Regions from separate parts of the Homo sapiens genome. Here region 1 is linked to region 2. A link is a loop called in an ENCODE intact Hi-C map of the cell type or tissue named here. Cell type or tissue: endothelial cell of umbilical vein. All regions are shown on one strand. Each heading gives the region's core, and the rest is flanking DNA. Links, peaks and the distances in the headings are about the cores only. Region 1 overlaps ACER3 (alkaline ceramidase 3). Region 2 holds the start of LOC124902720 (a long non-coding RNA gene).

Region 1 (10,910 bases), core at 878-8,877, 62 kb before region 2:
ATATGCGCACTAGTTATGTGAGCTGATTCATCATTTCTCTAGTATCCTCCATTTCATTAAAATGACTTTATAATGAAAAACAGGCAAAATAAGTCTTACTTATTCTGAAGATTTCATTGGGCAGAATATGCCAAGCAATTCCTCATTCATTCAACAAATATTTACTGAGAACTTAATCTATATTAGACTCTGCGCTAAATGCTGGGGATACAGCGTTAAAGCCAAAAAGTTCTCTAACTTGAGGTATTATCAATACAGTAGAGAAAATGAACATATATATAAATAATTATAGTTATGTCTGTAAGGTGTGGGCATGTAATTTATTCATCCAATAAATATTTATTGAGAGTCTCATGTACTAGACACTGTAATAAGCCCTGGGATACAGCAATGAACAAAACCACAGGGGCCCTCCCCTCATAGACTTTACAATCCAAGATGGTCTCAAAGATTTCTCAAATCTCCAAAACAATGAATTAATGGTAAAAAATCACAAGAATACATGAGGAAACATGCAGCCATAAAAGAAAATCAGCAAAACAATAAGCAACAGAATTAGACAAGCAAAAATGAAATATACTGAAATTATTGAATACGAAATATTGTTAAGTGTTTTTAAAATATTTAAAGAAATATAAGATAGCAAGAAAAAATAACCAAGAAAGAAAAAATAACAAAAATGGCCAGGCAGATTTGAAAAAAAGAAACAATACCCCTAGAAATGAAAAATAGAATAATTAAACATACAAAAAAGTAAATTTAGAAGGAAAAAGAAATAAGGCTGAATTAACAAAATAAAGAGAGATGGGAGGCATAAAGCAGAACATTCCAGACAAAGACAATAATGTATGCAAATACATGAAACTATGAGCTGCATTCTGTGTTCAGGAATACAAAAGCAGTACCATACAAAAGTGCAAGTGTTTAGAAAGGCCATTAGAGAGGGAGTCAAAGGGCAGATTGTGAAAGTCTTCATATGCTATACTTCTCAACTCTATATTTCCATGTGTGCTAATACTGATCATCTGATGCACTTATATGTTTGTAAGTACACATATGTGTATATAGCATTTAGTATTTCCAGTACTGAAATAAACCCTTGGCTAAAAGAAAACAAAGAAATAGCTATTAAGCAATGTGACAGAAAACCCTAAAATTCTCTCATTACAAATACCTAGATGAGTTGTAAAAATTTAACACATAATATTTTTAAATGCACTGCTGGGCTCCAAAAAAAACTCAAAGTACTTCTTAAAAGGAAAAAAAAAACCAAGAGGCAACTGAAAACTAATACAGTAATACCTCAGTTATGACTGCCCTTCAGAGGGTAAGAGATAAGGCAGTGAGTTGCTTATCTCAGTACCATAGGAGGTTGGGTTTCAGTGCTCACACAGGAATGAGAGATGAGGCCTTGGACCACACAAGGATAGGAAATGGATCTGAGATCATCTATATAGAGCTGAGATGCTTGTGGGGCTACTTAATAGCTAGATGAAATAGAAAAGTAAACACCCACTAGCACGAAGGAACAAGAAGACCACTGGCCTTTATTGACCTGGTTACAGGGTAAAAAGTAAAAAGAAAACAATAATTACTTCACTTGGAAATATAAAAATAAGGTATGTGAAACACAGATATCTAAAGTGGCCCCCAGATCCCTATCTCCTGGTATCCATAGCCTTGTGTAACTCCCTCCTTTAGTGTATAAGCAGAAACTGTGACTTGCTGCTAACCAAGAGAATAAGGCAAGGTGACAAGAGATACATGATCATGTGTATGTGATGACATTACCTAAGACTGTAGCACCCATCTTGCTGAAGTCTCTCATTCCCTTGCTGGCTTTGAAGAAGCAAGCTACTATGTTGTGGTCTGCCTATTTTGGTAGTCCCATATGTGAAGGGCAGCCTCCAGGAGCCAAGGGCAGCTTCCATCCAAAAGCCAACAAGAAACTGAAGCCTCTCAGTCCTATAACCACAGAAAACTGAATTCTGCTAATAGATTCTTCCACAGTTCAGCTTCAGATGAGACCCAGCTAACACCTTGATTGCAGCCCTGTGAGATCATAAACAAAGGACTCAGCCAAACTGGATTCAGACTCCTAACCCACAGAAACTGTGAGATTATAAATGTGTGTATTCCCATATATAAATATCTGGTAATATAATTACTGAAAGTAAGAGACTGGGGAAAAAATATGCCAGGCAAAAGAAACAGAATAGATTTTAAGGAATACATTCAATATATAGCTTAAATTTCAGATCTTTTTTAAATTAATGCCATGTTTTGTCTAGCATCTTAAAAAACAAATCATTTATTTATTGATTATACACAACAGCTTTATACCAGTTTCACAGCTGGTAGAGCAATTCATGAATATAGCTATACAGCATGCTTACCATACATATAACCTAAAAAGGCTCTCCTAACAGAGGGCAATAATAAGCAAGTCAGGCTATAATTCCAGCACTTTGGGAGGCTGAGGTGGGTGGATCACTTGAGTCCAGGAGCTGCCAAGACCGGCCTGGGCAACATGGCAAAACCCCATCTCTACAGAAGATACAAAAACTAGCCAGGTGTGGTGGCATGCACCTGTAGTCCCAGCTACTTGGAGGCTGAGGCAGGAAGATGGCTTGAGTCTGGGAGGTCGAGGCTGCAGTGAACTGTGATCGTGCAACTGCACTCCAGCCTGGACAACAGAGTGAGGCCCTATCTCCAAAAAAAAAAAAAAAAAAAAAAAAGTTACCTATAGTAATTAACATCCACAGACTCCAAAACAGCTTCAATTAGTTATGGTAATGTCTAGATATGTAAGAGAAGTTTTATGCAATTTATGCACATGTGTGGGCATCATAAAAACTCATATGTACCCTTCTGAATGGTAGCACTTTTCTAAGTAAGGTTTGAAATACAAAATCAATTTGTATTAATTTCCTCATTTGACCTTCACAACAATCCTATTACATTAGCAGGACAAATATTTTATACAAATATTTTATAACAATGTCTTTTCTTAATGTTTTAAATATATATATTTGAAAAACTATATACTTTTAAAAATGATAGCTACCAATTATGATTTTCTTTATGAAGATCATTTTCTTGATCCATCTAATGCAAGGCATATAAATTTACTTCAAGCAGTCTCTCTTTGAGTTCTCCTTTGCTTTCTCATCACCTACTCTTATAACTTTACCTCCCTTAAAACCAATCTATCTTTAGTCTCCCAATCTCTGACTGAAAATATTTTCTAGAAAGTTAAAGACAAAAAGCCTTATCTGACATACACATATATTTGGAGACAGGGTCTTGCTCTGTTACCCAAGCTGGAATGCAGTGACTATGATCATGGCTCACTGCAGCCTCAACCTCCCAAGCGACCTTCCTACCTCAGCCTCCCAAGTAGCTAGGACTACAGGCATGCACCCAGCTAATTTTTGTATTTTTTTTGTAGAGACAGGGTTTCACTATGTTGCCCAGGCAGGATTTATAGCTATTCTATATCTATTTTTTCTCATCATTTATTTTGGTCATTCTTAAACTTTATATATTGTTCTCGACAGTAAGTTCTTAAACCCATGGTGGTATGGCTCACGCCTGTAATCCCAGCACTTTGGGAGGCCAAGGCGGGAGGATTGCTTGAGTTCAGGAGTTCAAAACCAGCCTGGGCAACATGCCAAAACCCCGTCTCTACAAAAAATACAAAAATTAGCCAGGTGTAGCGCACACTTGTAATTCCAGCTACTTGGGAGGCTGAGGCAAAAGAATCGCTTGAACCAAGGAGGCAGAGGTTGCAGTGAGCCAAGATGGCACCACTGCACTCCAGCCTGGGCCACAGAGTCAGGCTCTGTCTCAAAAACAATAACAGCAAAACCCCCATAGTACCTTGAGTACCTAGGCATGCTTTGTATGATTTCTCTCCTTTGAAATTCCATTCTCATTCTTCATCAATCCTAGTCTCCCACTATGATCAAAATCCTCCTTTGCAGCCATTTGTTTCATGAAAACGTTTCCAATTTAACAACATCTTCCTTTTCAATCATATAATTGTAACATGCTAACGTATCTCCTAAGTGTTATACTGTCAATGGTATTTCTACCTGACTTGTTCTGAACTGAGTATAAAAAGTTTACTCTCCTGGCTGAAAACACTCCAAAGGCTTTCAACTGCAAATAAAATAAAAGCCAATCTCTTTACCATGGTCTACAAGGCTAACACAATCAACCCCTGCCTATCTCTTCTAATTACTTGCCTTCTTGCCCATCATTCCAAAACACTAATCTTCCCAAAGTTCCTAGACCAAACCAAGTCTATTCCAGCCACAGGGCCATTTGCAGTACTGCCTGGAACATCATTACCCCAGATTACCACATGCGCCATCTCATTCTTCAGGGCTTATGCCAGATGCCACCAACTCAGAGAAGCCTTCCTTAACTACCCTATCTAAAGAAGTCCTCCAGCCATTCTCTATTATATTACCTAGTTTTATTTACAGCATTTATCACAATTAGAAAACACTTATATACTTGGTTAATTGTTTATTTGTCATCTTCTCTCATTAGAATGCATGCTCACGACAACGGCTTTCTTATCTGCTTTCCTCACTGCCATTATGAACAAGTACCTAGAACAGTGCTATGATAACCACGTTTTCTGGCTTCTGTATTTTACGCTTTGGCATCTGGGGCCTTGCTTACCCTGGTGGAATTGCTCCTCCCAGAGCTAGCCAGATAGCAAAGGAGTGCACCTTCCATATGCAAACCAAACAATCCGGAGCCCATAGTCCCAACTACCTCATTTATCAGACTCTTACATGCTAGGCTACTATTCCCCTACCCAAATTACCCCAGGGTCACGTACCATACAACTAGTGGCAGCCCCTACATCCCAGCGCCCACTGAAATTACTCAAAACTAGCCAAGCCTAAGCTGACTCATAATGCCTTGCCTGTTCCTTCCTGCAGGAAGGAATAAAGCTGTATGCCCATGTTTCTCCCCACTTCCTCTGCCCCCCGACTGACCCTGGTGCTTTCCCAAGTGGCCCTACATGGTGTTATTCATCCTGTTTCTAGGAAACTGAGTATAAAAACTTCTTCCTGGGCAAGGGGAGGGAGAGCATTAGGACAAATACCTAAGGCATGCGGGGCTTAAAACCTAGATGATGGGTTGATGGGTGCAGCAAACCAGCATGGCATATGCACATCTATGTAATAAACCTGCATGTTCTGCACATGTATCCCAGAACTTACAGTAAAATTTAAAAAAAAAACTTCTTCCTTCATGACAGTCATTTCTGTGTCTCTGTGTCTAAACAAACCTGATTAAAACAAATCCCAGGCACCTTTAAATTAAGTGCCTAGCATATAGTACATGCAAATAACATATAAGAATGCAGAAAGGTTGTAAGTAAAGAATAAAAAACGATAATAAATACTTCAAACCAAAAGAACTTTAAAACAAAAAGCATTAGAAAAAGAAGGATCTGGCTGGGCTTTGTGGCTCACACCTATAATCCTAGCACTTTGGGAGGCCAAGGCAGGTGGATTGATTACTTGAGCCCAGGAGTTTGAGACAGCCTGGGCAACATGGCAAAACCCCATCTGTACTAAAAATACAAAAAAATTAGCTGGGCATGGTGGCACATGCCTGTAGTCCTAGCTATCCCAGAGGCTGAGGTGGGAGGATCAGCTGAGCCCAGGAAGTCAAGGCTGCAGTGAACTATGATTGTGCCATTGCCCTCCAGCCTGGACAACAGAGTGAGACCCTGTCTCAAAAAAAAATTAAAAAAGAAAAATGAAAAATAAGAATCCAATTCACCTGGAAGACATCATAATCCTAAACATATTTGCACTAAATTACATAGCCTCAAAATACTTAAAGCAAAAACTAACAGAATAATAATGAAGAAAATAAACAAATCCACCAACATGGTAGAAGATTTTAATACACCTATCTTAATGTTTAATAGATGAAGCAACCTTCACATGCTCCCCCTGTACAAATCAGCAGAGTTACAGAAGACTTTAACATCACAATGGGCTTGATCCAATAGATATTAAAACTAATGAACATAAGAACACTACAATGATTTGGGGGACTTTTACTGTTAGCCATAATGGAGTAACTTGGGACTGGATTTTCCCTTGCAGTTAACAAGCATAAAAGAGGGCAAATGCTATGAAAAAATTCTTTTCAGGCATTGAACAACTAGGTAGCAGAGCAATGTGATCTCTGAGAAAAGGGAAATAAATGAGGTAAACTCAGCTTTCTGGAGGAAGTATTTCTAGACTTTGGTGCAAGGAAAAAAAAAATCCAAGCATAGCACAGCAGTCTTGCAGAGAAAGAGCTCCCAAAATTTGCAAGGAATCTTTGAGTCTACCGCCGAATAAAAAACTGCACATGCTCACAGTCTCTTAGGCTGAGAAAAGAACTAATAGGGGAAGAAATAACTACTATAGAGCTGTAAACCAAACAACTACCATAACACACAGGGTTTGAGACCTTCACATTGTGACTAGAGAGAACAGTGATCATGCTGAACACTTAGAGTATCCAGTAGAGATCCTAGAACATTTTGGTAATGAAGCAAAACTAGCAAAAGAATAAAGACAACAACTCTAGAACTACTCCCAAAATATGCTTTAAAACAAACCTTGAAAGGGATCAACTGATCAGAATCTAACTGCTGGCCAGAACAAAATCCAATACACTTTAAGAGAAGACAACAAAATCTATTCACTCAACAATATCCCATTACCATGTCTGGCATCCAAACAGAAATTGCTAAACAAGTTAAAAAGCAAGAAAATCGGCTGGGCACAGTGGCTCACACCTGTAATCCCAGCACTTTGGGGCCGAGGTGGGTGGATCACTTGAGGTCAGGAATTCGAGATCAGCCTGGCCAACATGGCGAAACTCCGTCTCTACTAAAAATATGAAAATTAGCCAAGCGTGGTAGCACACACCTGTAATCCCAGCTATTAGGGAGGCTGAGTGAGGCAGGAGAATTACTTGAACCCAGAGGGCGGAGGTTGCAGTGAGCTGAGATCGTGCTACTGCATTCCAGCCTGGGCGACAGAGTGAGACTCTGTCTCAAAAAAAAAAAAAAAAAAAAGCAAGAAAATCATTCAAAAGAAGCAACGCCAAAATGACAGTGATGAAACTGACAAAGATTTTAGATCACCTATTACAAGTATGTTCAAGAATCTAAAGAAAACATGGACATAATGGGGAGAGAAATGGAACATAGTAAAAAGGTCCATATAAACTTCTGCTTCTAGCAATGACAAAATAAGGCCCTAATAGCTAATTCCCCCTCAGAAAAATACGGTAAAATCCAGGATAATACAAAAAGAGATTATCTGGAAGCACCGGAGTGTAAGAAGCAGACAAATTCTAATGCAGGGTACACATTTCAAGAAGGGGAGCTGTACAAAGTAAATTCCCATTTTCACAGCTTTTAGCCTTGGGATAAGTGCAGCTGACACAGTACATAAGAAACAGTGAAAGGTAACACCACAGGCTTGCTGGTCTGGGGAACCAGAACACTGAAGCCAGAAAAAAAAAATATGGCACTGAAGAGAACTGAGGAATCTCGAAAGGGAAAACAAAGAAGGGATCCCTAAATTCTGTCTGCCCATGTCTCTGATTGAACCATGAACCACACGTGCATATAACAGGTTGAAAGAAGTTCAGCTAAAGACAAATGAGATGCTGGTCAAGAAACAAGAGTGTACATACAGTTCAAGTCAAGTCAGTCAAGATAACTAAATGCCAGTTAAAACAACAGAAACAACACTCATAAGAAACAAAGATACCTGAATCTCCACAATTTAACATTCTTTATGTTCAGAATAAAGTCTAAAATTACCTAACATATGAAGAACCAGGAAAATGGTTCTTATTCTAACGAGAAAAGAATATCAATTGAGACTGATCCCAAGATCATCTAGATGTTAGAGAAAGCAGACAAGGATGTTAAATAAATCGCTATAACTAGCCTCAAGGAATTAAGATAAAATATGCTAACAATAATGAAAAAAGATAGGAAATCTCTGGAGAAAGACAGAAATAATAAAGAAGAACTAAGTGGACACTCTACAACTGAAAATACAATATCTGAAATAAATTATTCACCAGATGGACCTAACAGACAAATAGATGACAGAGAAAAAACTAAGTCAACATAAAGATAGGTCAATCAAAACTACCCAACATGTATATGCACAGAGAGAGAAAAAAAGATTTTGGGCCGGGCACAATGGCTCAAGCCTGTAATCCCAACACTTTGGCAGTTGACGCGGGCAGATTACGAGGTCAGGAGATCGAGACCATCCTGGCTAACACGGTGAAACCCCATCTCTACTAAAAATACAAAAAAATTAGCCGGGCGTGGTGGCGGGCGCCTGTAGTCCCAGCTACTCGGGAGGCTGAGGCAGGAGAATGGCATGAACTCGGGAGGTGGAGCTTGCAGTGAGCCAAGATCGCGCCACTGCACTCCAGCCTGAACAACAGAGCGAGACTCCATCTCAAAAAAAAAAAAAAAAAAAGATTTTTTACAAAATAATCCTAAACAGATCCTAATGAACCTATAAACTATGCAATATATCTGTAATTGGAGCCAAAGGATAGAAGAGAGAGAGAATGAAGCAGAAAAAAATTTGAATACATAACGATCAAAGTTTTCAAAATGTAATGAAATATAGAAATTTATAGATATGAGAAGCTCAACTTGCTGAAGGAAAATGATACCAGAGGGAAATGTATATCCTCAGACAACGGTGAAGAGCATCAGAAATGGTAAGCTACAAAAGACAGTATGTTTCCTTTTTCTTTTAACTTATTTATAACTTGTTTACTTTTAATATGCTGATATTTGGAGGTTTATAACATAAATGTAATACATATAATAACTATAGCATAAAGAACAAGGTAGGTAGGATATGAGCCTATATAGTTGCCTTATTGTGCAAGCTTCTACATTTTTCATGAAGTGGTCCATGAAGTGGGCTGTGAAAAGTTAAAGACATGTATTGTAATCCCTAGAGTAACCACTAAATAAATAATGCAAAGAAGAATGGCTAAAAAGGCAATAGTAAAATATTTTAATTCTAAAATAATATTCAAATAATTTGTTAAAATGCAGAAGAACAAAAAAAAAGCTAGTATAATTACAATAATAAAATGATAGACCCAAACCAAACCATATAAACCAAAGATAAACCTGATAATTTGTTGCCCTGTTAATAACATTTAAATTGTTATCTGCTTGGGAATTCTACTTTTTTTTTTTTTTTTTGAGACATTATCTTACTCTGTCATCCAGGCCGGAGTGCAGTGGTGCAATCATACCTCACTGCAGCATTGACCTCCCAGGTTCAAGCAATCCTTCCATCTCAGCCTCCCAAGCAGCTGGGACTACAGGTGTGCACCACCATGCGGGGCTAATTTCTTTTATTTTTGTAGAGATGAGTTTCACCATATTGCCCAGGCTGGTCTCGCACTCCTGGGCTCAAACAATCCGCCTACCTCACTCTCCCAAACTGCTGGTATTATAGGTGTGAGCCACCATACCCCACCCTGGCATCTTCTTACAAGGGCACTAATCCCAGTCATAAGGGTAGACCCTCATGAACTAATTATGTCTCAAAGCCCCCACCTCCAAATACCAGCACAATAAGCTTAGGGAGTGCTGTGATAGTATACATACATAATATATATATATGTTTTCATCCACAGTTCCTGGTTTATAACTCCCACAGTCCTTGCTATTTCTCCCCATGGCAGGCCATATAAACTAAAAAATATACTCTAATCTTCCCTCACCTTTCTGTCTCAAAGCTGGACATAAAGAAATTCTCTGCTACTATATCTGATTGTAGATCACAAGACCCCCATTTCAGAAGGGGCCCCATCCCATGCCCTGGAGGAAGGAATGCTGCACAGAGAAGCCAAGAAGAATCTGAATCTGATCCTATTTATAGCAGGTTAGTCAGAAACACAAGTAAAACAACATGGGGCTTCCGACTGGCATGGGAAGTGGAGGACGGTCTTGTGGGACTGAGCCCTCAACCTGTGGGATCTGATGCTACCAAGTAGACAGTGTCAGAATTGAATTGAAAGATACCCAGCTAGTGTCCACTGCAAAACTGATTGCTTGTCTGTTGGTGGGGAGAAATCCCCACACATCTGGTCACAGAAATCTTCTGTGTTGATTGTGTTGTGAGCACAGAGGAAAAACAGTTTGTGTGCCAAGAGGAAAATTTACAACTTTAAATGCTTCTATTAACAAAGAAAGATCTAAAATCAGTGTTTTAAGCTTCCGTCTCATGAAACTAAAAAAGGAATACGTTAAATAAAAATAAGTAGAAGGAAAAAATAAACAATAGAATAAGAATAGAGAAAATTAACAAAGCCAAAAGTTGTTCCTCTGACATAATAAAATCGAATAAACCATTAGGATGATTAATCATCAAAAAAGAGAGAATATACAAATTACTGATTTCAGGAATGAAAGAACAGAGTTACCCCCAGATTCCACAGACATTAAAAAAGCAATAAGGAAATATTAGAAATAATTTTATGCCAATATATTCTACAATTTAGAGGAAATGAACAAATTTCCTTGAAAAACACAACTTAAAAACCTGAAGCAAGAAACCTAACAAAAAACAAACGTCAAAAAAAATCTCTTATGAACAAAGATGCAAAAATCCTGGCAAAAATCAATCCTGCCAAAAATACAAGCAAATCAAATCCAGCAACACATAAAAAGGATAATATACCATGTTCAAGTGGGCCAGCGAAACAAAGTTTATCCAACATTCAAAAAGCAATCAATTAATCAGTCATATTAACAGAAAGGATAAAATCACATGATCACTTTGATATAGAATAATATTTGACAAACCCAA
Region 2 (10,910 bases), core at 1,507-9,506:
TTCTGCATTTCCAACTGAGGTACCGGGACACAGACACCCTCCCAAGACTAAACCAGGAAGAAGTTGAATCTCTGAATAGACCAATAACAGGCTCTGAAATTGAGGCAATAATTAATAGCTTACCAACCAAAAAAAGTCCAGGACCAGACGGATTCACAGCCAAATTCTACCAGAGGTACAAGGAGGAGCTGGTACCATTCCTTCTGAAACTATTCCAATCAATAGAAAAAGAGGGAATCCTCCCTAACTCATTTTATGAGGCCAGCATCATCCTGATATCAAAGCCTTGCAGAGACACAACAAAAAAAGAGAATTTTAGACCAATATCCCTGATGAACATCGATGCAAAAATCCTGAATAAAATACTGGCAAACCGAATCCAGCAGCACATCAAAAAGCTTATCCACCATAATCAAGTGGGCTTCATCCCTGGGATGCAAGGCTGGTTCAACATACGCAAATCAATAAACGTAATCCAGCATATAAACAGAACCAAAGACAAAAACCACCTGACTATCTCAATAGATGCAGAAAAGGCCTTTGACAAAATTCAACAGCCCTTCATGCTAAAAACTCTCAATAAATTAGGTATTGATGGGACATATCTCAAAATAATAAGAGCTATTTGTGACAAACCCACAGCCAATATCATACTGAATGGGCAAAAACTGGAAGCATTCCCTTTGAAAACTGGCACAAGACAGGGATGTCCTCTCTCACCACTCCTATTCAACATAGTGTTGGAAGTTCTGGCCAGGGCAATCAGGCAAGAGAAAGAAATAAAGGGTATTCAATTAGGAAACAAGGAAGTCAAATTGTCCCTGTTTGCAGATTGTATATCTAGAAAACCCCATCGTCTCAGCCCAAAATCTCCTTAAGCTGATAAGCAACTTCAGCTAAGTCTCAGGATACAAAATCAATGTGCAAAAATCACAAGCATTCTTATACACCAATAACAGACAAACAGAGAGCCAAATCATGAGTGAACTCCCATTCATAATTGCTTCAAAGATAATAAAATACCTAGGAATCCAACTTACAAGGGATATGAAGGACCTCTTCAAGGAGAACTACAAACCACTGCTCAATGAAATAAAAGAGGACACAAACAAATGGAAGAACATTCCAAGCTCATGGAGAGGAAGAATCAATATCATGAAAATGGCCATACTGCCCAAGGTAATTTATAGATTCAATGCCATCCCCATCAAGCTACCAACGACTTTCTTCACAGAATTGGAAAAAATTACTTTAAAGTTCATATGGAACCAAAAAAGAGCCCGCATCACTAAGTCAATCCTAAGCCAAAAGAACAAAGCTGGAGGCATCATGCTACCTGACTTCAAACTATACTACAAGGCTACAGTAACCAAAACAGCCTGGTACTGGTACCAAAACAGAGATATAGATCAATGGAACAGAACAGAGCCCTCAGAAATAATGCCACATATCTACAGCTATCTGATCTTTGATAAACCCGAGAAAAACAAGCAATGGGGAACGGATTCCCTATTTAATAAATGGTGCTGGGAAAACTGGCTAGCCATATGTACAAAGCTGAAACTGGATCCCTTCCTTACACCTTACACAAAAATTAATTCAAGATGGATTAAAGACTTAAACGTTAGACCTAAAACCATAAAAACCCTAGAAGAAAACCTAGGCATTACCATTCAGGACATAGGCATGGGCAAGGACTTCATGTCTAAAACACCAAAAGCAATGGCAACAAAAGCCAAAATCGACAAATGGGATCTAATTAAATTAAAGAGCTTCTGCACAGCAAAAGAAACTACCATCAGAGTGAACAGGCAACCTACAGAATGGGAGAAAATTTTTGCAATCTACTCATCTGACAAAGGGCTAATATCCAGAATCTACAATGAACTCAAACAAATTTACAAGAAAAAAACAACCCCATCAAAAAGTGGGCAAAGGACATGAACAGACACTTCTCAAAAGAAGACATTTATGTAGCCAAAAAACACATGAAAAAATGCTCACCATCACTAGCCATCAGAGAAATGTAAATCAAAACCACAATGAGATACCATCTCACACCAGTTAGAATGGCAATCATAAAAAAGTCAGGAAACAACAGGTGCTGGAGAGGATGTGGAGAAATAGGAACACTTTTACACTGTTGGTGGGACTGTAAACTAGTTCAACCATTGTGGAAGTCAGTGTGGCGATTCCTCAGGGATCTAGAACTAGAAATACCATTTGACCCAGCCATCCCATTACTGGGTATATACCCAAAGGACTATAAATCATGCTGCTGTAAAGACACATGCACACATATGTTTATTGTGGCACTATTCACAATAGCAAAGACTTGGAACCAACCCAAATGTCCAACAAGGATAGACTGGATTAAGAAAATGTGGCACATATACACCATGGAATACTATGCAGCCATAAAAAAGGATGAGTTCATGTCCTTTGTAGGGACATGGATGAAATTGGAAACCATCACTCTCAGCAAACTATCGCAAGGACAAAAAACCAAACACCACACGTTCTCACTCATAGGTGGGAATAGAACAATGAGATCACATGGACACAGGAAGGGGAACATCACACTCTGGGGACTGTTGTGGGGTTGGGGGAGTGGGGAGGGATAGCATTAGGAGATATATCTAATGCTAAATGACGAGTTAATGGGTGCAGCACACCAGCATGGCACACGTATACATATGTAACTAACCTGCATATTGTGCACATGTACCCTAAAACTTAAAGTATAATAATAAAAAAAAGACATAAATTGATACTTTCAAGGTATACATTGATTCAGCCCAGAAAGGTAGGACATCTCTAAGCTGGGGGGTTACAGGTCATAGGTGGATTTAAAGATTTCCTGATTGGCAATTGGTTGAAAGAGTTGATCTTTTCCTAAAGAATTGAGTCAGCAGAAAGAGAGATGTGCATTGAGATAAGGGGACTGGAAGCCAAGGTTCTTGCTATGTTCTTGTTATATAGACAAAGCCTCTAAGTAAGCAGTAGATGGTAAATGTCTCTTATGGAAACTTAAAGGGTATTAGACTCCCTGGAAAAGACCCACTTAAGGGAAGGAGATTATCTACAGAATGCACACTTCCCCAGCAAAAGACCAGCTTTGCAGGGTCATTTCAGGATATGTCAAAGAGATATATTTTGGGCTAAAATACTTAGATTTCTTTCAGGGCCTGCTATCCGTCATGTGATGCTATACTAGAGCTAGGTTGGAATTTGGTATCTTATTGCTACAAATAGTCTGTTTTGTCAGTCTTATGATCTCTGTTTTAATATAGACATTGGTCAGCTGTGCCTAAACTCCAAAGGAAGTGGTTATAAGGAGACATGTTGGACTTCCTCTTCCTGTCATGGCCTGTACTAGTTTTTCAGGTTTTTGGGGGATCCCCTTGGCCAAGATGGGGGTCCATTCAGTCAGTTGGGGGGCTTAGAATTTTACTTTTGGTCTGCACCCCTCCCTCTCACTCCCATATTCAGTCAGTCACAGAGTCTTGTGGTCTCTCTTCCTATCCAGGTCCTCGGCCCAGCTCAGACCTCAGCCACTGTCTCTAGACCATCACAAAGGCCTGGACTCCTAGAGATTACCCTACAAATTCCTCTTCCTCTCCATTCTGAGTCAGCTTGAACCAGGATAATATTCAGTTTACTCAGCTACTGTCCTTGAGGGCAGAGAAAGAAGCCAAAAGCTCCCAGTCTTGGCAGGGGAGGAGACCAGTGCTTAATGGGGATGACTGGACCTGTGTTTTCAGGGGGCAGATCTCAGGGGAATTAGGGAGAAATTGATTATAGGCATCAGAAGGAGAAAAGTCCTGTGTATCACTGGGTGCTAGTTGGGAGTCCTCAGAGGTCAGGATGCTGACTGGGCTGCCTCTTCTGCTGGGAGTGCAGGCGCTGGCCATTTCATCTTGGCCCTTCCACATAGCCCACACCCAGCCCACACATGCTTTAACAGGTTTTTACTCAGGCGGAAGGCCTGGGGCCCAGGTCCTCCCTGGAAAAACTCAGAATGGGATGCCAAGACTTAATTATGGGAAGACAAATGCCCTCAGGCCCCTGGCAAGAGAGGCTGTGGGTGTTTGAGGTTGCCTGCCAGAGCATGCAAACCTCACCTGTGAGTTTGGTAATAGCGTGACCCTGGCTCAATATTTTTCTTTTCTTTTCGTTTCCTTTTTTTTTTTTTTTTTTTTGTGACAGGGCCTCGTTCTGTCACCCAGGCTGGAGTGCAGTGGTGCCATCATGGTTCACCGCAGCCTCAACCTCTCAGGCTCAAGCAATCCTTACACCTTAGCCTCCTAAGTAGCTGGGACTACAGGCATGTGCCACCACACCAGGCGAATTTTTTTTTCTTTTTGTTAGAGACAGAGTCTCCTTATGTTGCCTAGGCTAGTCTCGAACTCCTGGGCTCAAGCAATGCTCCCACTGCAGCTTGCCAAAGTCCTGGGATTACAGGTGTGTGCCACTGTGCCTAGCTCGAGATTTTTCTTTAGTCCTCAGATGTGGCACTGCTTCTTGGGTGCAGAGGCATAGAAACCTTATATTTTCTTTCTAATCAGGGTTAACTCAGAGCTTAGACCTAAGAAAACCCAAAAGGCCTTGTATTCCAGCCCCTCCATTCACCACATAATGCTGACTCGCCAGAGCATTCCAAACAAAGCTGGCCCCTTCACACGCCCTTCCTTTCCTAGAAGTCTTTCTCCCTCTTTGCACGTATCTTTAGAAAGCTCTTCCTGGAATCTGTCATGCACTGAGAGGGGGAGGTGCTTTTTCATGTCTATGCCTTTGCTTTGTAAGTCTGCTATGCCCTTCCCCATCTTGTGCATCAGGGCAAACTCTTATTACTTCTTCAAATCCCAGCCCCAGGTCACTTCCTCCATGAAGCCTTCCTTGTGTTCCGCAGACTGAGTTGATTCCATTTCTCCCTTCCCCATCCCACATCACTACCACCACGGGTACTCCTGAGGGTAATACCCTGGCTGACTCATCTCTCCATCTCTACTGCCTGGTTCAGGGCTTGGCCAAGAGAGAAGGCATGAATGAATGAATGAATGAATGAGAAGGGAAGGAAGGAAGATCTCAGACCACTTTATACAGCAATAGCCCCTGTACCACCCTCTGCTATCTGACCCAGGTCCCTGATTTTTCTAAGCTCTTTTCTATTCCTGATCTTATTGGATCCTCATGGTGGCCCCAGTGTGGTTTAGGATAGGGACCCACACCCTGATTGGCAAATGAGGAAGCTGAGGTTCCAAGAGGAGAAGTGACTCTCATAAAGTTACCTCAGAACTCCTGTGGGAAACCCGGAACTGCCTCCTTCCTTCCTCTCTTTGTTTTCCTCAGCTCCTCCCACTGACTCATTTCCCTTAGGGCTACAAGAGCAGAGCTGAAATTCCTGGTGGGATATGAGGGATTTGGGAACCCTGGAAGTCGTTCCTGGGCAGTGAGGTGTGTGGATGAATACACGCAGGCTCCTCTGTGTGTGTGTGCGTGCTGGGGAGGCTTGGCACTGAGATGCCTCCTATGTCTCCCTCCCACCTCCTTCTCCTGAAAGGGGGATGGATGTCGTGTGTCCCTGCAGTGTCCAGGCAGGACTAGTCATATCAGCAGATATCGGGGGAGGGGTGGAGGCTGCAGTGAGCGGAGATCGCGCCACTGTACTCCAGCCTGTGTGACAGAACAAGACCCTGAGTTAAAAAAAAAAGAAAGAATATTATGTATTCTTGAAATTATATAGTAAGTATGATTGGAATGTTACATACCATTCTTATAGGGTATAAAGATAGTATAGTGTATTTCTATGATTACATTGTAATGCAAGAAATACACTAAAGTGTGTATTCGTTTGATTACATACATACTACTTTTTGTTACATGCTATATGATTCCAAGAATATTATATATTCTACATAATCTTAACATTATTTCAATATTATTATATTGATTATCAATAATATTATATACTATTAATATATAACTATATAATATTATAATATATATTTTATATATAATATATATTAATATATATTAATGTTAATATATTATATATTGTATATTATTATAATTATATTATATTATATATTATTAGAATCATATATTATATTATATTATATATTATTAGAATCATATAATATATAACATTTTGGGATTGGATATATTTCATAATTCCTTTGAAACCTTTACAAGTGTCAATAATGTGTTCCTTTATATTGCTATGCAGGATTTTATAGTATGGATATACTATGGTTTCTATACCTTTCACCTGTTGGAGAGCATCAGAGTTGTTTCCCCTTTTTGACTATTACAGATGATTATTATGAAGGTTTGTGTCCAGGTTTCGTGTGAATATGTCTTCATTTCTCTGGGATGAATGCCTAAGAGTGTGATTGCTGGGTTGTATGATGAGTGTATTGTTTAGTTTTATAACAAATTATAAGACTGTTTTCCAGAATGGCTGTGTCCTTTTGCATTCCCACCAGCTTTGCACAAGTGATCCACTTTCTCCACATTCTTGCCAGCATTTGGTGTTGTCACTATTTTTTATTTTAGCCGCTGTGGTAGGTATGTAGTGTTACATCATTGTGGTTTTAATTTGCATTTCACTGATGGCCAATTATGTGGAACATCTTTTAATGTGCTTATTTGCCTTTTGTATATTTTATTTGGTGAAATATCTGTTCATGTTTTTTTGCCCATATTCTGATTGAGATTTTGTTCTTTTTACTGCTGAGTTTTGAGAATTCTTTATACATACTACATATAGGTTCTTTGTTGGATGTGTGGTTTGCAACTATTTTAGCTCAACCTGTACTTTAATTTTTCATCTTTTTCACAGGTTCTTTTATAAAACAAACTTTTAAATTTTGATGAGGTCCAGTTTATCAATTTTTTTCATTTGTGGAGTCTGCTTTTGATCTGAAGTCTAAAAATCCCTTTGCCTAGTCCTTGATCTTAGAGATTTTCTCCTATGTTTTTTCCTAAAAATTGCAACATTTTGTTTTACATTTAGGTCTGTGATCCATTTTGAGTTAATTTTTATATAAGATGTGAGATAGGAATCAAAGATTTAAAAAAAAAAATTGCCTATGTGCAGCTTAATTTTTTTTTTTTTACCAGTTTCTTTTTTTTTTTTTTTCCAAGGCAGAAGAATTTTTCTTAGTACAGAACAAAATGAAAAGTCTCCCATGTCTACTTCTTTCTACACAGACACGGCAACCATCCGATTTCTCAATCTTTTCCCCACCTTTCCCCCCTTTCCACTCCACAGAACTGCCATTGTCATCATGGCCCGTTCTCAACGAGCTGTTGGGTACGCCTCCCAGACGGGGTGGTGGCTGGGCAGAGGGTCTCCTCACTTCCCAGTAGGGGCGGCCGGGCAGAGGCGCCCCTCACCTCCCAGACAGGGCGGCTGGCCGGGCGGGGGGCTGACCCCCCCACCTCCCTCCCGGACCGGGCGGCTGGCCTGGCGGGGGCTGACCCCCACCTCCCTCCCGGACGGGGTGGCTGCCGGGTGGAGACGCTCCTCACTTCCCAGATGGGGTGGCTGCCGGGCAGAGGGGCTCCTCACTTCTCAGATGGGGCAGCTGCCGGGCGGAGGAGCTCCTCACTTCTCAGACGGGGCGGTTGCCAGGCGGAGGGACTCCTCACTTCTCAGACGGGGCGGCTGGGCAGAGACGCTCCTCACCTCCCAGATGGGGTCGCGGCCGGGCAGAGGCGCTCCTCACATCCCAGACGGGGCAGTGGGGCAGAGGCGCTCCCCACATCTCAGACGATGGGCGGCCAGGCAGAGACGCTCCTCACTTCCTAGATGGGATGGCGGCCGGGCAGAGACGCTCCTCACTTTCCAGACTGGGCAGCCAGGCAGAGGGGCTCCTCACGTCCTAGACGATGGGCAGCCAGGCAGAGACACTCCTCACTTCCCAGACGGGGTGGCGGCCGGGCAGAGGCTGCACTCTAGGCACTTTGGGAGGCCAAGGCAGGCGGCTGGGAGGTGGAGGTTGTAGTGAGCCGAGATCACGCCACTGCACTCCAGCCTGGGCACCATTGAGCACTGAGTGAACCAGACTCCATCTGCAATCCCGGCACCTCGGGAGGCCGAGGCTGGCGGATCACTCACGGTTAGGAGCTGGAGACCAGCCCAGCCAACACAGCGAAACCCCGTCTCCACCAAAAAAATACGAAAACCAGTCAGGTGTGGCGGCGCGCGCCTGCAATCGCAGGCACTCGGCAGGCTGAGGCAGGAGAATCAGGCAGGGAGGTTGCAGTGAGCCGAGATGGCAGCAGTACAGCAGTACAGTCCAGCTTCGGCTCGGCATCAGAGGGAGACCGTGGAGGGAGAGGGAGAGGGAGAGGGAGAGGCAGAGGGAGAGGGAGAGGGAGAGGGAGAGCTGTGCAGCTTAATTTTTTTTTTCTTTTTCTTCTTCTTTTTTTGAGATGAGTCTCACTGTATTGCCCAGGTTGGTCTCTGACTCCTAGGCTCAAGCAATCCTCCTGCCTCCACCTCCTGAAGTGCTGGGATTACAGGTGTGAGCCACCTCACCTGGCCATGCAGCTGAAATTTAATGGTTGCCAATATTCTGTCCTGAGACATAAGTTACTTAAACAGCCATGCTATTGATGAATCTTTAGAATGTCTTCAATATTTTTGCTATTATAAGTAGCAAAATAAGTATTATTGTAGCTAAATCTTTTACTTACCTATAATTGTTTCCTAAGAAGAGTATTACAGAAGTGAAATTACTGAGGCAATTTTTAGGGCATAGGGAACATATTGCCAAATTGCTCCTCAGCAAGGTTTGTGCCAATGCTGTGTCTCAAGCTGGGTATGAAACAGCCTGTTCTCCAAACTAGGGACCTCCTCCTAGATATAAAACAAAACAAAATCCTTAGTATTTAAATCTGTATTTCTTTGATTGCTAAGGGCCAGCATGAGGGCAGCCACAGGGGTATTTTGGGTCCCTGACGCTCCTCTGTTCTTCTGAGGCAGGAGGCAGAGAACCTAAGGCCGATCCACGCTGGACTTCCTAGAACTAAATCAAATGGAAACACTTCAGCTACGACAGGAAATATCCTCTTCATTTACATAGGGCATACACCAAGTAACCAATGGAAACCTCTAGAGTATATTTCAACCCAGAATACTCTGTAATGGGGCTCTTGAGCCCCTATGCTCGACGCCCCTATGGGGTATACTTTCATTTTCAATAAATCTCTGTGTTTGTTGCTTCATTCTTTCCTTGCTTTGTTTGTGTGTTTTGTCCAATTCTTTGTTCAAGACGCCAAGAACCTGGACACCTTTAACTGGTAACATATCTTAGTGAACCAGCCAGGAGGTAAGCCCAAAGTTTGGGATTTATTTTTCTCCTTTCCCCTTTCTTTTCTGCTCTATACAAGTGAGTCTCTCTCTTTCTCTCTCTCTCTCTCTCTCTCTCTCTCTCTCTCTCTCTCTCTTTTCCTTTCCAACTTGGGACACTTGGTGGGCAGCGCCTAAACACAGAGGCAACTGCAGGCTTCTGGCCAGGGCCACTCTGAAGGACAATTTTTTATCTTTTCCAGTTGTGGTCCCTGATCCCTACATTTGGTGCAGCTCGGGCAAACTCACATGAGTTTCAGGTGACTTAAACCTTCTTTTCTTATGCGAAATTCTTCCCTTCCCCTACTCCACTAGCTAAGGGCAGAGAAACCTGCCTAGCCTTCAGTTCCTATCTTTAAAGCTCATGGAACAGGAAACATGGGAAAGCTTGGCCTTATCAAATTATAAGGATGCTAGAAGTCGAGGCCTTCATCCTGGGACAAAAGGAAAGCTCACAGTGGGCCATCGCCTCTGGTGGGAAAACTTGCAACTGGCACCAGTGCCCACCTAAGGTCAGAGACATCTGACACTCTAAGATTGGACCCCAAAGGGGGACGCTCCGGGAGATCCTCCGGTCCTCAACCTCTCCAAAGGGGATGCCCTTGGCAGAAGTGCTGAGGCCCAGTGCTAGGCCCTCCTATGAATTTTCTCTCACAGTTGCAATACCATTTGGCCCCAATGTTGTTTGGAATCTGAAGTTTGCTGTTGATTGGGAAAGTGGGGTGGCGTTGCATGTGGCCAGGCTTTTGTGCTGCTGTTCTAAGCAGGGGGCCTGGTTAACCTGTGATGCTCTCCTTTGGTGCTGTTTGGCCCCAATATTCTTTGGAGTCTGGGGAGGTTTGGCTTTAAAAATCAAACTGCCAGGGAAACTTCTTTACCTGAAATTTTGGTTCACAGCCTTTGTTGGATTACCTACTGGGGCAAAGTAAAACCAGTGAGCTTGTATTGCTATCTCATGACTAGGATTCCAAGCTATTAGATCTTCATTCATGTGTGTGTATACATGTATAGATGTGTTTATTTGTATATAATTTATTGTTATATGTTGTGTCTACCAGATTGGCTTATAAGTAAAAGAGCGCTAATAAATTAAGCAAATAAGTCCAAGCAATTTTCAAGTTCACGTGACTTAAGTATAACTTTACAAAACAAGCTGGCTTTAAAATAATTGGTAAAATAAAAATAGAAATGCCTTCAGAATTGTCAGCATACATTTTTGTCTGGATTTTATATTTGTCTCTGCTAGATATTTTGAGATGTCAGGGTTTAGCATAGAAGGTTGTAAAACTATAAACCCAGCCTGTATATATAAACCCAGTTTGTACATATAAAACTATAAACAAAATGATCTTGGTTTGTGTACCTTTTTTTGACATATAAGAGTAATTTAATGTTAGCTAAATCTTTTGAGTTGTTGGCAAAAATACCTATGTATTTAACTTTGAGGTTCTTACTTAGGTTTAGCTGAGCATCTGATGTTCACTGGTGATTAAAAACATGGTTAACAAGGAAATAACTAACTTCAAATGATAGTGTCCAATATCTCAGT

What was found. Peaks named below come from ENCODE experiments on the same cell type or tissue, not always from the same donor. Only the 100,000 strongest peaks of a DNase experiment are listed, where the experiment ranks them.
Region 1: a loop joins it to region 2, with 6 times the contacts of the local background. A loop is called at or near these places in 1 of 110 quality-filtered maps.

The regions. Positions count from the first base shown.
Region 1 is chr11:76,879,640-76,890,549 of GRCh38, reverse strand. All of the region lies in intron 1 of ACER3 (alkaline ceramidase 3), which reads right to left. Among named protein-coding and RNA genes, the nearest start is that of ACER3, 24 kb to the right of the region's middle. In endothelial cell of umbilical vein, for the core only: no CTCF peak of the experiment used is centred there; DNase peaks (open chromatin) are centred at 1,409 and 4,999; H3K27ac peaks cover 1,385 bases.
Region 2 is chr11:76,818,259-76,829,168 of GRCh38, reverse strand. It overlaps LOC124902720 (a long non-coding RNA gene), which reads left to right and starts at 9,267. Exons shown (of 3, transcript XR_007062789.1): 1 at 9,267-9,621. RefSeq lists a cis regulatory region at 4,531-5,761. In endothelial cell of umbilical vein, for the core only: no CTCF peak of the experiment used is centred there; DNase peaks (open chromatin) are centred at 3,658, 4,748 and 5,368; H3K4me3 peaks cover 330 bases; H3K27ac peaks cover 3,182 bases.